Linked DNA regions of Homo sapiens: region 2 is linked to region 1. A link is a contact called in ENCODE Hi-C or POLR2A ChIA-PET data. All regions are on one chromosome and are shown on one strand. The core of a region is the stretch at or near the end of the contact, and the rest is flanking DNA. Distances in the headings are between cores, read along the strand shown. Region 1 holds the start of KLF9 (KLF transcription factor 9). Region 2 holds the start of RFK (riboflavin kinase).

Region 1 (7,150 bases), core at 2,547-5,046:
CCTACAGAGTGTGATTTTAGCCTGAACTTCCCTGGTCCTTGAGCAGGGGTGACACCCGGCAATCTGTATTTTAAATCGAGCGCCAGGTGATTAGCTCCACCCTGCAAGGTGGGGAAACCCTGCCTTGGGGCACAGTTTGAATAAAAATCTCCAGGGGAGGGGCCTGGGAATCTGTGCTGCATATGCCAGGAAGTACCTTACTCCCCGCTAGGGTGAAAAATTTACCTTGGGCCAGGCGCGGTGGCTCACGCCTGTTAATCCCAGCGCTTTGGAAGGCAGAGGTGGGCGGATCACCTGAGGTCAGGAGTTCGAGACCAGCCTGGCCAACATGGCGAAATCCCGTCTTTACTAAAAATACAAAAATTAGCCGGGCATTGTGGCGCATGCCTGTAATCCCAGCTACTGGGGAGGCTGAGGCAGGAGAATCGCTTGAACCCTGGAGGCGGGGGTTGTTGCAGTGAACCGAGATCGTGCCATTGCACTCCAGCCTGGGCGACAGAGCGAGACTGTCTCAAAAATAAATAAATAAATAAAATAATACAATTTACCACGGAAAAAGAATAGGTTATTTGAACCCCCATTCCACTTTCTACAAACCAGCTTGAAGAAAGAAAAATCGAGACTATAAAATTAAGGAAGGGATTTTGAACACATTTATATTTGTGTCTGCTACCCATTAAATGTTGATTTAAGGTTTTCTGACCTTCACTGCCATAAAGAGCAGTATTTGTAGATGTACAGCAGATGAGATGGTATTTAAAGAACCCAAGTCTTGCCCCAGTTTTTTTCTCTAGGATTTTTTTTCTTTTGTTTTAGATCCCTTGAGTGTTTGGAGTTTGGGAGGAACTATTGGAGATTTATTAATCTAATCTCATCAATTTACAGATAAGGAAATAGCTCCCAGAGATTGTCTGAGGTTAGAGTTTATCTCAGACCCAAAGGCCAGCTCCTCACAGTGGTCTACAACGCTGAAACAGCTGACTGTAGGCACTACTTCTTATTAGAGCTAATAATGATAATACTGTAATTATTTTAGGATGCACAGAAAACAAGGCTGATATGTTCTGGCTACAGGCCCATAAGCCATTGTTTTGAGAACTTTGATAATAAAGCAAATTCTTAGGCAGAATTTAGAGAGGAAAGCATAAACTAGAAGCACACTTACAGTCTGAATTTTCATGCTCCTTCCGGTTGGTTTGTTTGGATTTTGAAAATGTGTATTTACAAAGACTAACTTGGGGGAAAACAGCCCTCTTACATTTATGTGGCATAATATATACTTTAGTGATAAATTATTTTAATTAGGAATGATTCATATTAATTTGGGATCATTTATTTTGCCAACATTTAATTGGGACAACCACATGCTGGCAAAACAGCCCAAGCCGGTTTTAATCATAAAACTATTATAATACGCATTCCAACACCCCCAAGGAAACTTCACTGTTGAAAATAGAAGAAAAAAATCCTGACATAGAAATAATTATTTGCTGATATGTTATTTTATATATACGTTTTTAACATATAAACTTCATGGAGGACAGAGTCTCTTTTCATTTCTGTATTCCCCCATGCCTAGCTCATTGCCAGGAACATAAATATCTGGAGAATGAATGAGTGGAAAAGGAGAAAAAAGAGAAAGCATTCTACAGTTCTAGAATTGCTGGGTTTAAAAAGATATTCTAAATCAAGTCAAGCAGCAGTTATGTTTGTAAATGTGTGAGAAATTCATGTAGATGAAATCTCAGTTTTCTTTCATTACTTTCTTTTGTAACTCTGAAATGAGTGAGTTTGGAGAATTCAGTGTTTATGTCCAGTTCAAACAAAGTGAAATTAAAGGGAATTAAAGAAAAGCTGGCAAGGAGTAAGGAAGGGAAAAGTTTATATTTTTAAAAAACCTAAAGTGACTGATGTATTCAAATTCCTGGATTATATAATCTTCAAGGAAAGATACAGACTTTTCCTCTATTCTGGAATAATGATGATGGTGGTCCTAGGGCTGTCTATAGATGTCCAGGCCCGAGCAGTCTGTTTCACCAGTACAATCCCAGTTAAAATGCAAGTCTGAGGGGTTGTACAGGCCATGATCATAGAGATCCTGGAGAGATCCCGCTGGTATATGCACTGGGCCTTGAGGCAGGCAAAGGTGCAATTTCTAAGTGATCGTGTATCCTAGGGGACAAAATTTGTCCCAGAAAAATCATGAAGTAGGCAAACTCCCCTGGGCTTCAGTGAATTCTTTTCTAAAATTAAGAGATTAAGTTCTAAAAATGCAAGAACTCCAAGATGGCTTGGAGTTTTTTATACACTGTATACCTACCTTACAGGGATGCATGCAGGGTGCTTGGTACAGGGCCTGACACAGAGTAAGCCCTCCATGAAAGGGGTCGGTGATAATGATGCTGATGGTGATGATATTCTTGGTTGCCCAGTATCCCCTATCTACACCTTTCTTCCACCTGCAGTCACCTACTGCAATATCTTCCCTGTACCACTTTAATATTTTTGTTGTTGTTTTCTTTATTTTTTTAAGCTGTACACTTTTATTGAACTGGTCTTGTCAGGTTTGTTATTTTTTAATTAAAATCTATTATACTCTTACTTACCTGAGCCACCCTTAGTTATGATTTAAAAAAAAACAAAAAAAACAGGGCCTTGCTCTGTTGCCCAGGCTGGAGTAGTACAGTGGTGTAATCAGGGCTCACTGCAGCCTTGACCTAGGCTGACGCAGTCCTTCAGCCTCAGCCTCCTGAGTAGCTGGGACTACAGGTGCGAGCCACCACGCCTGGCTAACTTTTTTTTTATTATTATTATTTTTGATGTACCACTTTAAAAACAAAGTCAAAAGAAACTACTGTAGATCTCACATTGGTAGAGTCAATTTGAGACCCTTGCCTCGGAGACCAGAACCTGGTGTAACTTTCTCTTAACAAAGGTTAATAGCCAGTGGGGGGTCAGGGTTGGAACTCACCGAATCTGCATCACATAGAATCAGGTACCTCTCACATTCACGAAAGTGAATTATTTTTAATGAATTGTGCTGACAGTATGCCTCTTGCAAAAAGAACTAGCCCTAGATTCTTTTCTAGCTATCAAGATGGAAAACAACCACATCGTTAATTCAGACGGAGGGGTAAACCAAGTTAATCAGACTCCAAGACCCATACTAATTGTTGACCAAGTAATGCCACAGTATTCCATGGCTAAGGATTTCCAGCTTGTTCCAGTCCCTAAAAATCTGTTCTGCACAGTTAATATTTCACAAAACCAAAAGGGCTTAGTTGCAAGCACAAAGAGCTAGAAATCAGGAGACTTGTGGTTTCTATTGAGTTCTATCATTATCTGTCTAATAAGATAAATAAGTCACTTCTCTGTAACTCAGTTTCCACATTTGTGAAGTGAGGGAAGAGAAACATGTCCTAAAAACCATGCAGGGGCTCTGGAAAGAAAAAGAGCTAAGAATGGTGGGTTTTTTATAAAAGTTACACAAATGAATGGTTTTTGTCTCCGTTTTTCTGAAAGTGGGTTAAAAATAGCCTCCAAATAAAGCTAAAAGAATTTATTTAGACTAAATTGCACCAGAGAAGTAGAGGAATTAAGAGATATGACAAGCAAAGATGGGATGTTTCAATGGAAGAATCTCAGGCAGTAAAAAGGCTATGCTGTAAAACCAGAACTTTTGTTAGCACTGCATTTTTAAGATGAATTGGTCATAGTTAATGTATTGGATGGAAGAATTTTTAAACATCTGCCCCAAAGTATGCTGCATCCAAAAAATATATAACAAAACGAATTCTTACTCATTTGTGTTTATTCTTGGACTTATCCTGACATAATGGGGTTTTTTTAATTATAGATTCACACTGCATTTATTCATCACCCCTGTCCTCTCATCCATAACTCAAATTTACTACCAGCAACACAAAATACAAAGATGTGTCCAGTTTCACTACAGCTCTTCGCGTTTACAAGTGTCGAGCGCTTGCTTTCGGAACGCCCTTGTGATTGGCCGAGCCAATGCCAGTGACATCAACCAACTTACTTTTGATTGGAAGGCTGGTTGCTGGGACTGTAGCGTTTGCAGGAAGTCACTTAACTGTTTGGGAGCTGGAAAACCGAAGCTGAAGTTCTCTTTTGCCATAGGAACGAGCGCAACTGACTAGGAAAGATGTGTCCCAAAGCTCCGCAAGCTGGAACGTGAGCCAGGAGGCCCGGACCGGCCACGGGACCGCGAGGCACTCCGAAAGTGTGCGGCTGCCCCTTCCCTGCCTCCCAGCTGTTACCCTTTTAAATGTCAGTGTTCGAGGCTGTAGGGGTAGCACGAGGCAGCGAAACGGAACAGTCGGATTGGCCGCACGCCTCAGTTCTAGACGCACCTCTCCACCGAAGGCCGTTCTGACTGGCAGGGGGAGAAAGTAAACAGAGTTGAATCACCCTCCCCACTGGCCAATTGGAGGGGGTTTGGTTTGTGACGTGATGGGATTCTGCGAAATTGTTACTGAGCAAGAGAATGCCGGAACGGTGCGGACCGGCCGGAGCAGGGGTTCAGAAGCCGTCAGTGGACTCGGGAAAAAGTGTCTCTTAGACCTGGCGCTCGGCGGGACCCTCGCCACCCGCGTCGGGGTGATCGGGTGAATGTCCTGGGGCTTTGGCTCGACGGCGAGGCGGCCGAGGGCGTGCACCTCTCTTGCAGTTTCCTCTCCCAGCGCCTCGGGGGCGTTTTCAGTCGAATAAACTTGCGACCGCCACGTGTGGCATCTTTCCAAGGGAGCCGGCTCAGAGGGGCCGGCGCGCCCGTCGGGGGATCGCGGCCGGCGCGGGGCAGGGGCGGCGGCTAGAGGCGGCGGCGCGGCGGAGCCCGGGGCCGTGGATGCTGCGTGCGGAGGCGCTGCCGGTTACGTAAAGATGAGGGGCTGAGGTCGCCTCGGCGCTCCTGCGAGTCGGAAGCGCCCCGCGCCCCCGCCCCCTTGGCCGCCGCGCCGTGCCGCGCCGCGCCGCGCTCGTCGTCCGAGGCCAGGGCAGGGCGAGCCGAACCTCCGCAGCCACCGCCAAGTTTGTCCGCGCCGCCTGGGCTGCCGTCGCCCGCACCATGTCCGCGGCCGCCTACATGGACTTCGTGGCTGCCCAGTGTCTGGTTTCCATTTCGAACCGCGCTGCGGTGCCGGAGCATGGGGTCGCTCCGGACGCCGAGCGGCTGCGACTACCTGAGCGCGAGGTGACCAAGGAGCACGGTGACCCGGGGGACACCTGGAAGGATTACTGCACACTGGTCACCATCGCCAAGAGCTTGTTGGACCTGAACAAGTACCGACCCATCCAGACCCCCTCCGTGTGCAGCGACAGTCTGGAAAGTCCAGATGAGGATATGGGATCCGACAGCGACGTGACCACCGAATCTGGGTCGAGTCCTTCCCACAGCCCGGAGGAGAGACAGGATCCTGGCAGCGCGCCCAGCCCGCTCTCCCTCCTCCATCCTGGAGTGGCTGCGAAGGGGAAACACGCCTCCGAAAAGAGGCACAAGTGCCCCTACAGTGGCTGTGGGAAAGTCTATGGAAAATCCTCCCATCTCAAAGCCCATTACAGAGTGCATACAGGTTAGCGGCGTCGCCCTCTCCCCCGGAGCTCTGGGGTTAGTTAACCTTTGGCCAGGCAGCGTTCCTGGGCGTTCGGGACACTGCACTCGGCCGAAAGGGTGCAAACATGTTGGATAAGATGCGGTTTAACTCTTTAAATAATTTAAATGTGCATTGGCGGAAAGCTCACTCTCTCCTTAATTGTCCCCGGCCTCCGGGAGCCACGGAGAGCCTTAAACTGGCGGGCAGAGCGAGTGCGGTGCGTGGCTTCGCGGGGAGTGGTGTCCGCCCCTCCCCTGTCCCGCCCCGCCCCCGGGACTCTCCCGCACCCCGCGACGGTGGGGCCACCCCACCTGGGAGACGCTGGCAGCGGGGAAGTCAGATGGCGTATCTTTTATTTAATTCTCTTGTCGGGTTGCAGAGAAGTGGTTGAAACCGAGGGGGGACGCGGCGCACTTTACTTCGAGCCTTTTAGGGATGACTAAGGACTCATTTAACTGGATGCCTGCTACTTTTTTGGGCTTGCCAAGGTGGTTTTAAATTTGGCTGGGAGTCCCCCGAGAGGTTTAAAATAACCCGGCTTCAGGCAGCATAGGAGTCTGATCAAGTAATGGTGGTTAACTTCACTCATGAGTCCTCCTGATGAGCCAGGTTTCAGAGCTGACTTTTTTTTTTTTTTTTTTTTTTTTTTTTGGCCATGTGACTTAGGTCGCACCCTCCACCCCTGAATCGCGGTTTGCAGGGAGGTGTGGTCCTTGCCGGAGGTCAAGGCTTGGTAATGAATGTTGGGCGGTTCTGGAGGCCTCAGGGAATAGTTCCTCCCAGGGAGGGTGAGAGGCATGGCCGTACAAATGAATGTGGCCAGAAAGACATCTATCTGCCTTTTAAAATGGGCTTTGGAGACTTCCAGGGACCTGGGTCATCCAATTCTGTTGGTTGTGTTTAACATGAACGGTAAAAGTTGGAAAGCATTCACATTTGGACATGCTGTCTTGACCATCTTCGGAATGGTTCTTTTACAAGCGCCATTCAGAGGTAGCGGGGCTTGGTCCTCTCAGATAAGCCTTTTGCCTCTGTCTTGTGACACCGTGTTTGAGAGGGTATTGTTGGAGTTAGTTGGAAAAGTGTTGTCATTTTTTGGTGTAATACCTCGATACTTTTAAGATGAGGTCTTGGGCCTGTGGTTTAAAAATGATACATGGAAAAAAATGATACTTGATTGGGGTTTTTTGTTTTGTTTTGCTTTCCTTTTTAAAAGAAAGGCCACGTAACTGCTTCTCATTCCATTTCCTTTGGAAACTTGTTCTTGTGGAGGTGGCTGCTGGCACCGGAATCAGACTGAATTTCCTCCATGGTTAATGCAAAATCAGGTTCTGTTTGGGGTCATCATTTAGGTTGCCATAAAACAGCACATTTTAAGGCTTGTATCTGTAAGGTTGCTGAAAGGCATGTGCCTGTGTTGGGGGATGTGACCTTTAGTGTGGCTCTGGGGGTGAAGTAGGGGTATATTAACTGGAGGGTGTTACTCACCAACAGCTGTTGGGCGGGCCTGGCTGTGTCAGCCATGTTCCCGGAGT
Region 2 (6,828 bases), core at 2,450-4,949, 6.0 Mb before region 1:
ATTAAACCAGAGAAGTGGACTCTTTCCCTACAGGCAGCTGAAAGGATGTGCAAGTGCAGTTCAGAGGGGGAAATAAAAAACACGTTTTAGAATACTTCCTTGGTTAAAAGCAGTAAGTTTGGCAAAGACACATAGACTCTCAACTCTAGATTTACTGAGAATGCTAGGTAGCATATTTTTGGAGTCAAATGAAGAAGAAAAATTATAAATCCTATAGCCTACAGAATAATTATTGAATTATTTGAAGCATATGCTTTGGCCTCTGAAGCAAGGTGGAGGGGTCTGCTTTGATCAACAGATTGAGTACTTGATGGGAGTTCTTAGAAGTACAACTCTTGGAGGGTTTATTCTTCAGTCAGAGGGGAGGAGCCATTGAACGCTATTGAGCGGTGGTGGAAAATGATCAGAATTCTTCCTTCTTGGGAGGCCGAGGAAGGTGGATCACTTGAAGCCAGGAGTTCCAGAACAGCCTGGCCAACATGATGAAACCCTGTCTCTATTAAAAATGCAAAAATTAGCCGGGCGTGGTGGCATAAACCTGTAGTCCCAGCTACTCGGGAGGCTGAGGCAGGAGAATCACTTGAGCCCGGGAGGTGGAGGTTGCAGTGAGCCGAGATTGCGCCACTGCACTCCAACCTGAGTGACAGAGTGAGACTCTGGTTCAAAAAAAAAAAAAAAAATTCTTTCTTCTATATCCTATGCTGATAACACAGTAATTACCCATATGACTTGACATGTAAATGGTAGTTTTAAAGATTGGAGCCTGACTGCTCCATCTTAAACATTCTACAAGACTCTCCTTTTTTTTTTTAAATCTATCTATTTATTTATGTATTATTTATTGAGAAGGAATCTTGCTCTGTCACTCAGGCTGGAGTACAATGGAGCAATCTCGGCTCATAGCAACCTCCGCCTCCTGGGTTCAAGCGATTCTTCCGCCCCAGTCTCCCGAGTAGCTGGGATTACTGGCATTCACTGCCATGCCTGGCTAATTTTTGTATTTTTAGTAGAGACCGAGTTTTGCCATGTTGTCCAGGCTGGTATTGAACTCCTGGCCTCAGGTGATCCACCTGCCTCGGTCTCCCAAAGTGCTGGGATTACAGGCAAGAGCCACTGCGCCCGGCCTATTTATTTTTTTAGTGACCGTGTCTTGCTTTGTCATTAGGCTGGAGTGCAGTGGTTCAATCACAGCTCACTGCTGCCTCAAATTCTGGGGCTCAGGCGATCCTCACTCCTCAGTTTCCCAAGTAGCTGGGGCTATAGGCACGAGCCACCACCACCTGGCTGAGACAGAGTCTCGCTCTGTTGCCCCATATGGAGTGCAGTGGCGTGATCTCCAGCTCACTGCAACTGCCGCCAGGTTCGAGCGACTCTTGTGCCTCGGCCTCCAGGGTATCTAGGACCACAGGTGAGCGCCACCACTCCCGGCTAATTTTTGTATTTTTTGTAGAGACGGGGTTTCACCATGTTGCCCAGGCTGGTCTCCAACTCCTGAGCTCAAGTGATCCACCGGCCTCAGCCTCCCAAAGTGCTGGGATTACAGGCATGAGCCACTGTGCCAGGCCCTGGCTGATTTTTAAAATTTTCTTTCTTATTTTCTCCTCTTCTTTTCTTTCCCCTTTCTTCTTTTTTTTCTTGTTTCTTTTCTTTTCTTTCTTTTTTCTCTCTTTCTTACTTATTTTTATTTTAAAATTTTTGGATAGACGGAAGTCTCCCTATTTTGCCCAGGCTGGTCTTGAACTCCTCAGCTCAAGAGATCCGCTCACCTCGGTCTCCCAGAGTGCTGGGATTACAGGCGTAAGCCACCATGCCCCGCCCATTTTTATACGTTTAGGTTAATGCTTTCCAACAAAGCTGATGAGAGGATTACATGAGACAGTGTGAAAAATACTTAGCATTTTCTCTATTCTTAAAACCACCCCTCCTCATTTACCTCCTATGATTCATTTAATTATTTTATCTCATTTAATTCTCATACCTTCTTGCAACCTAGGGCTTAGTGGCGTAAGACCCAGGGATGATTTATCAAGTTCTCACCTCCAGGCTTTTCTTATTAGGTGTATCACTGCTGATGAAGTTAAAAATATACCATTCTTGCATATTGACTATTTTGAATTAAAAGCACTTGAAAAACAATAGATACAAAAAAATCATTCTGACCTCTTTTCTGTTTCTTAGAAGCAGATGAAATTACCATATGAGAGACATCCTCCCTATATTAGAAGGAATGCAGCACTCTTATTAAGGACGGGAGTCAAGAGTGAGAGAATCCTGTACACACCTTGCTAAAATAACTCTTAAGCCTCTCCAGATAACTTAATTGCTTTTCACAACTTGCTATTACTACTCTTACTACCGGTATTACTATTATCGTTATTCTCATTATTCTTTGTTTAATTCCGTATAGATAAGTAACTGACCATAATTGCTTCTTTGGGTCCTTCTCTCCCTTCCCTTCCCTTTTCTTCCCTTTCACTTTCCCTTCCCCTTTCCTTTCCCTTCCCTCCCTTCCTTCTTCTTCTCTAGTTCTTTTAAGGGGTGAGGGTGTCTCACTGTGTCGCCCAGTCTGGAGTGCAGTGGCGTTATCATAGCTCAGTGCAGCCTCGACCTCCTGGGCTCAATCAATCCTCCCGCGTCGGCCTCTCAAACTACTGGGAATACAGGCGTGAGCCACCAAGCCTGGCCTAGAACATAAATTTAATATCAGGTAAATCTTATCAGAGATGCATACATGTAAGGTAGAAAGAGACTACACGGTCTGCACAGAATTTTATACAAATGTATAGAGCAAAAAAGAAAAAAATTAAACTTCTCTGGATTCCATTGATTAAAAATTTAAAAAAATAAATAAAAAACTTCTTTGTCTTCGAGACGTTAAGAGGATGCACCTTCTTATAACCTTGCACCCTGCATATCCTGTGAGTGAGCCCAGAGCTACTTCCCTAGGAGCGTGCGTATTTACAGTTCCGAGGGTACGAAGGCCTCTATCTGCATTGCAGTAGAGGGACGGCCTGTTATCGGGCTTGTGAAATTGTCAAGAAGACAGCCTGGAGGGGACAGTCACCGCCCATGTCGGTAACCTTCCACTAGTCTCTGGGGTTAACAGCGTCACAGACAGGGACTTCTCCCTTGGAGCTTACATTCGAATATATTAATAACTCCAGAACGTGGTCAGTGGTCCTGGAGGACGACCGCTTCTGGTAGGGCGGCCAGGAAAAGCCTCTGTGAAGAGGCGATCTTTGAGCTGAATTTTGGAGCTTTAATAAATACTTAAAGAGCGAACGGAACGAGCGATGCCTGACGTTCAACCCAGCGGTTGCCAAGGAGCTAAAGAGCGTCTCACTTTGGCTTCCGGATTGTTATGAACAGGAGGAAGGAGAAAAAAAAACCAGAATTGTTCGAGAATTGTGCTTTCGCGGCTCTCAGGCTGAAAACGGGGTTTCCACATTAGTTCCCATCGCCAGGGGCTGAAACGAAGCCCGGGATCCAGACATTAGGCGCCTGGGGCGGGAGCCTGCAGCGGGAGCTTGCGGCGGGAGCCGGGCGAGGCAGCGGCGGGGCGGGGCCATGATGGGGCGGGGCTACGGAAGCCGAGCGGGCTCGAGGCGTTCGGCTGAGGAAGGGAGCGCACGCCGGCGGCGCGGAGGCCGGCTCTGCGCTTCGGGCCGCCCCCTCCCCCCACCCCGCTCACACCCGGCACTTACTTCGGCTGTCTCCGCTGCCCTCCAGCGGAGACGCAGCTCCTCAGGCGCCCGGCGGTATTTGTTGGGTCGGCGGCGTCAGGGATTCGCAGTGGCCTGTGGTCGGCGTCGTCCGGCCACTGGTGCGCCCCCGCGGCAGGCAGAGCTCACGCTCCTGTCCCCCGGCTGGTCCGGGGTCTGGGCGCCGCGTCGACGGCGGCTCCGCAGGACGCGCAGACCGGGCCGCAGCCCATTCCCCGAGCGGACTGCATTATGAGGCACCTGCCTTACTTCTGCCGGGGTCAAGTGGTGCGGGGCTTCGGCCGCGGCTCCAAGCAGCTGGGCATCCCCACAGGTGAGAGCAGGGCGGCCAGAGTCCCCCGGGCCGGGTCACGTGGGGAGCGGGGAGAGACGGCAGCCGGGGACTTGGGACCGGGGCGTGGGGCCTCCGGACCGCGGGCAGAGAGCACACCCTTCCTCCTCCCGCATCCCCTTGTCTGTGGCGGAGGACCGTTGGCTCGGTTGAGGGAGCTTGTCCCTGCTTCTGGCTCCGAGCTCCGCGGGGACGGGGTTGAGGGGTGGTGAGGGCCGGAAGCCCGAGATGAATCGCAGGATTCCCCGTTCACGCCTCCTTGGCCAGCCAAGGTACAGTTGGTCAAGCATTGCGCTTGTCTTGCCCATTAGAGACGTAACGTGGGCCAGAACGGCTGAACTCGCAAGCCGGGTCTAAGGTGGTTTTGTTTTTAATTTGTAATTATGTAATGTCCAAATGATAACATAGGTAGTTGAATGAGAGTCAGCTAACCTTCTTGGTCTGTCTACATTAATTTCAATAATCGAGACCTGACTGTAATTCATCCTTAGAAATACATGCCAGAGCTGCGTCTTGACTTGTTAAGTCAGCCTTGAGCTTGTGTATTTGAAAAATAAGAAGCTTTGGCCGGGCGTGGTGGCTCACGCCTGTAATCCCAGCACTTTGGGAGGCCGAGGCGGGCGGATCATCTGAGCTCAGGAGTTCGAGATCAGCCTGGCCAACATGGTAAAACCCCGTCTCTGCTAAAAATACAAAAATTAGCTGGGCATGGTGGCGCGTGCCTGTCATCCCAGCTACTCGGGAACCTGAGGCAGGAGAATCGCTTGAACCCAGGAGACGGAGGCTGCAGTGAGGCGAGATCGTGCCACTGCCCTCCAGCCTGGGCGACAGAGTGAGACACCGTCTCAAAAAAAAAAAAAAAAGAAAGAAACTTTTCAGGTGATTCAGTACCTGGTTAGGAAAGAACAGATCTGAAAAAATCCATCTACTCTGGTACTTGTTTTTTGCATCCTACTCAAAGAGTATGGATTTTTTTGGAGAGCTTTATATACTTACCTGGTACTTTATTCATAACCTATTCACATGAATAGGAGAGGGAAATCTGAGCCGGAAAATGGAAGGATGGGATTGATACTTACAGGCAAAGTTGTAGGAGTCTTGTGAATGTAATGATTTACATTAGCCTTGCATGTGATTTTTACAAATGTTTGTTTCTTATTATTATTTTGAGACAGAATCTGGCTCTGCCACTCAGGCTGGAGTGCAGTGGTAGTGCGATCATAGCTTACTGCAGCCTCCATCTGCTGGGCTCAACTGACCCTCCTGCCTCAGCCTCTCTGGTAGCTTAGACTATAGGTGCAGGCCACCATCCCCAGCTAATTTTTTAATAGAGGTAAGATCTCACTATGTTACCCGGGCCGGTCTCAAACCCCAGAGCTCAACATGAGCCTCCTGCCTTGGCCTCTCAAAGTCCTAGAATTACAGACATGAGCCACTGCACTCGGCTACAGGCATTTAATACGAAATTTGTAAGACTCAAAATATTTTCTTCTGTTGTTTAGCTAATTTTCCTGAGCAAGTGGTAGATAATCTTCCAGCTGATATATCCACTGGTATTTACTATGGTTGGGCCAGTGTTGGAAGTGGAGATGTCCATAAGATGGTGGTGAGCATAGGATGGAACCCATATTACAAGAATACGAAGAAGTCTATGGTAAGCATTATATTTTGCTCTGTAACCGAAAATGGTATGATGACTTAGAATAATATATTACAGTATTCGTTACAGAAATAGCTTATCAGTGGTAATCACAACGTAGTTCAAATACTGGAATTTTGGGCAATCTCTGTCTTTTAATTGGAGAGTTTAATTCATTTACATTTAAAGTAATTTCTGATAAGGAGGGACATCTACTGTTTTGCTATTTGTTTTTTATATGCCTTATAACTTTTATGTCCCTCATTTCCTCTATTACTGCCTTTTGTGGTAGTGTGCTTTTTGTTTTGTTTTGTTTTGTAGTGACATTTTAATTCCTTTCTCATTGCTTTCTGTGTATTTCTATAGATACTGTCTTTGTGGTTACCATGGGGTTTATATTTAACATCCTGAAATTCTAAAAGTTTAATTTGAGTTTATACCAACTTAATTTCAATAGCATACAGAACTCAGAAATTGCATCTTTTTTTTTTTTTTTAAAGATGGGGTCTCACTATGTTGCCCAGACTGAAGTGCAGTAGCTGTTCACAGGCCAGGTTGTAGCACACTGTAGCTTCAAACTCATGGGCTCAAGTAATCCTCCTCCAGCCTCCAGAGAGCTGGGACTATAGGTACATGCCACTGCCTGCATCTGGCTCAGATTACATCCTTATACATTGTGGTACCCAATAACAAAGATTAATAATTGGTTTTTTTATGCATTTATTTTTTAAATTATGTAGAAAATAAAGAGTGGAGTTACAAACCAAAATTATAATACTGACTTTGATAATTGCTGTCTGTGAAAGACTCACTTGACCAAAGATAAAAATGATTTAAAAGCCTGTTTCATAAAATTGAGCTTGCCACAATTAATGCACTTCATTCACCATTTACTTCATGCATCAATTGCGCTTGGTCACCCTCTTAAGATAAAACAGTTTACTACATGGATGGTGGATGGAGGATGGTGCTTATTGATACAGTCCCACATTGGTGCTTTTCTCTTTCCTTTTTAAACCACCTGAGGGTATACTTTTCTGCCCTACTCTTTACAGGACCCCACAACTTCAGTGTTTTATCTGTTAGATTTGGCTGAATCTTTTGTCAGCTCAAATGTGTGGCAAAAACAAATTACA

The links. A loop is a pair of places that touch in the nucleus more often than their neighbours do. ChIA-PET counts read pairs that join two places held with the same protein, here RNA polymerase II (POLR2A). Pooled maps may share reads with other maps.
Region 2: a map of B cell shows a loop between it and region 1 (24-fold over the local background). The contact joins the promoter of RFK here to the promoter of KLF9 in region 1. A Hi-C loop is called at or near these places in 1 of 168 maps with a recorded cell type or tissue (B cell), 1 of 37 single-sample maps with no recorded cell type and 8 of 50 pooled maps. POLR2A ChIA-PET finds 5 or more read pairs at or near these places in 1 of 52 experiments (T-cell).

The regions. Positions count from the first base shown.
Region 1 is chr9:70,411,303-70,418,452 of GRCh38, reverse strand. It overlaps KLF9 (KLF transcription factor 9), which reads left to right and starts at 3,796. Exons shown (of 2, transcript NM_001206.4): 1 at 3,796-5,594. The coding sequence starts at 5,090. KLF9-DT (KLF9 divergent transcript) reads right to left here and starts at 4,263. Exons shown (of 4, transcript XR_001746710.3): 1 at 4,043-4,263. LOC124900273 (a long non-coding RNA gene) reads left to right here and starts at 5,647. Exons shown (of 2, transcript XR_007061576.1): 1 at 5,647-6,103. RefSeq lists enhancers at 4,084-4,213, 4,554-4,633, 4,462-5,315, 5,654-5,763, a promoter at 3,945-4,747 and silencers at 4,924-5,103, 5,839-6,031.
Region 2 is chr9:76,391,297-76,398,124 of GRCh38, reverse strand. RFK (riboflavin kinase) reads left to right here and starts at 3,699. Exons shown (of 4, transcript NM_018339.6): 1 at 3,699-4,035; 2 at 5,556-5,707. The coding sequence starts at 3,954. It also overlaps a transcript of GCNT1 not described here. RefSeq lists enhancers at 3,041-3,280, 3,458-3,752, 3,615-4,428 and silencers at 3,561-3,620, 3,641-3,720, 3,761-4,250.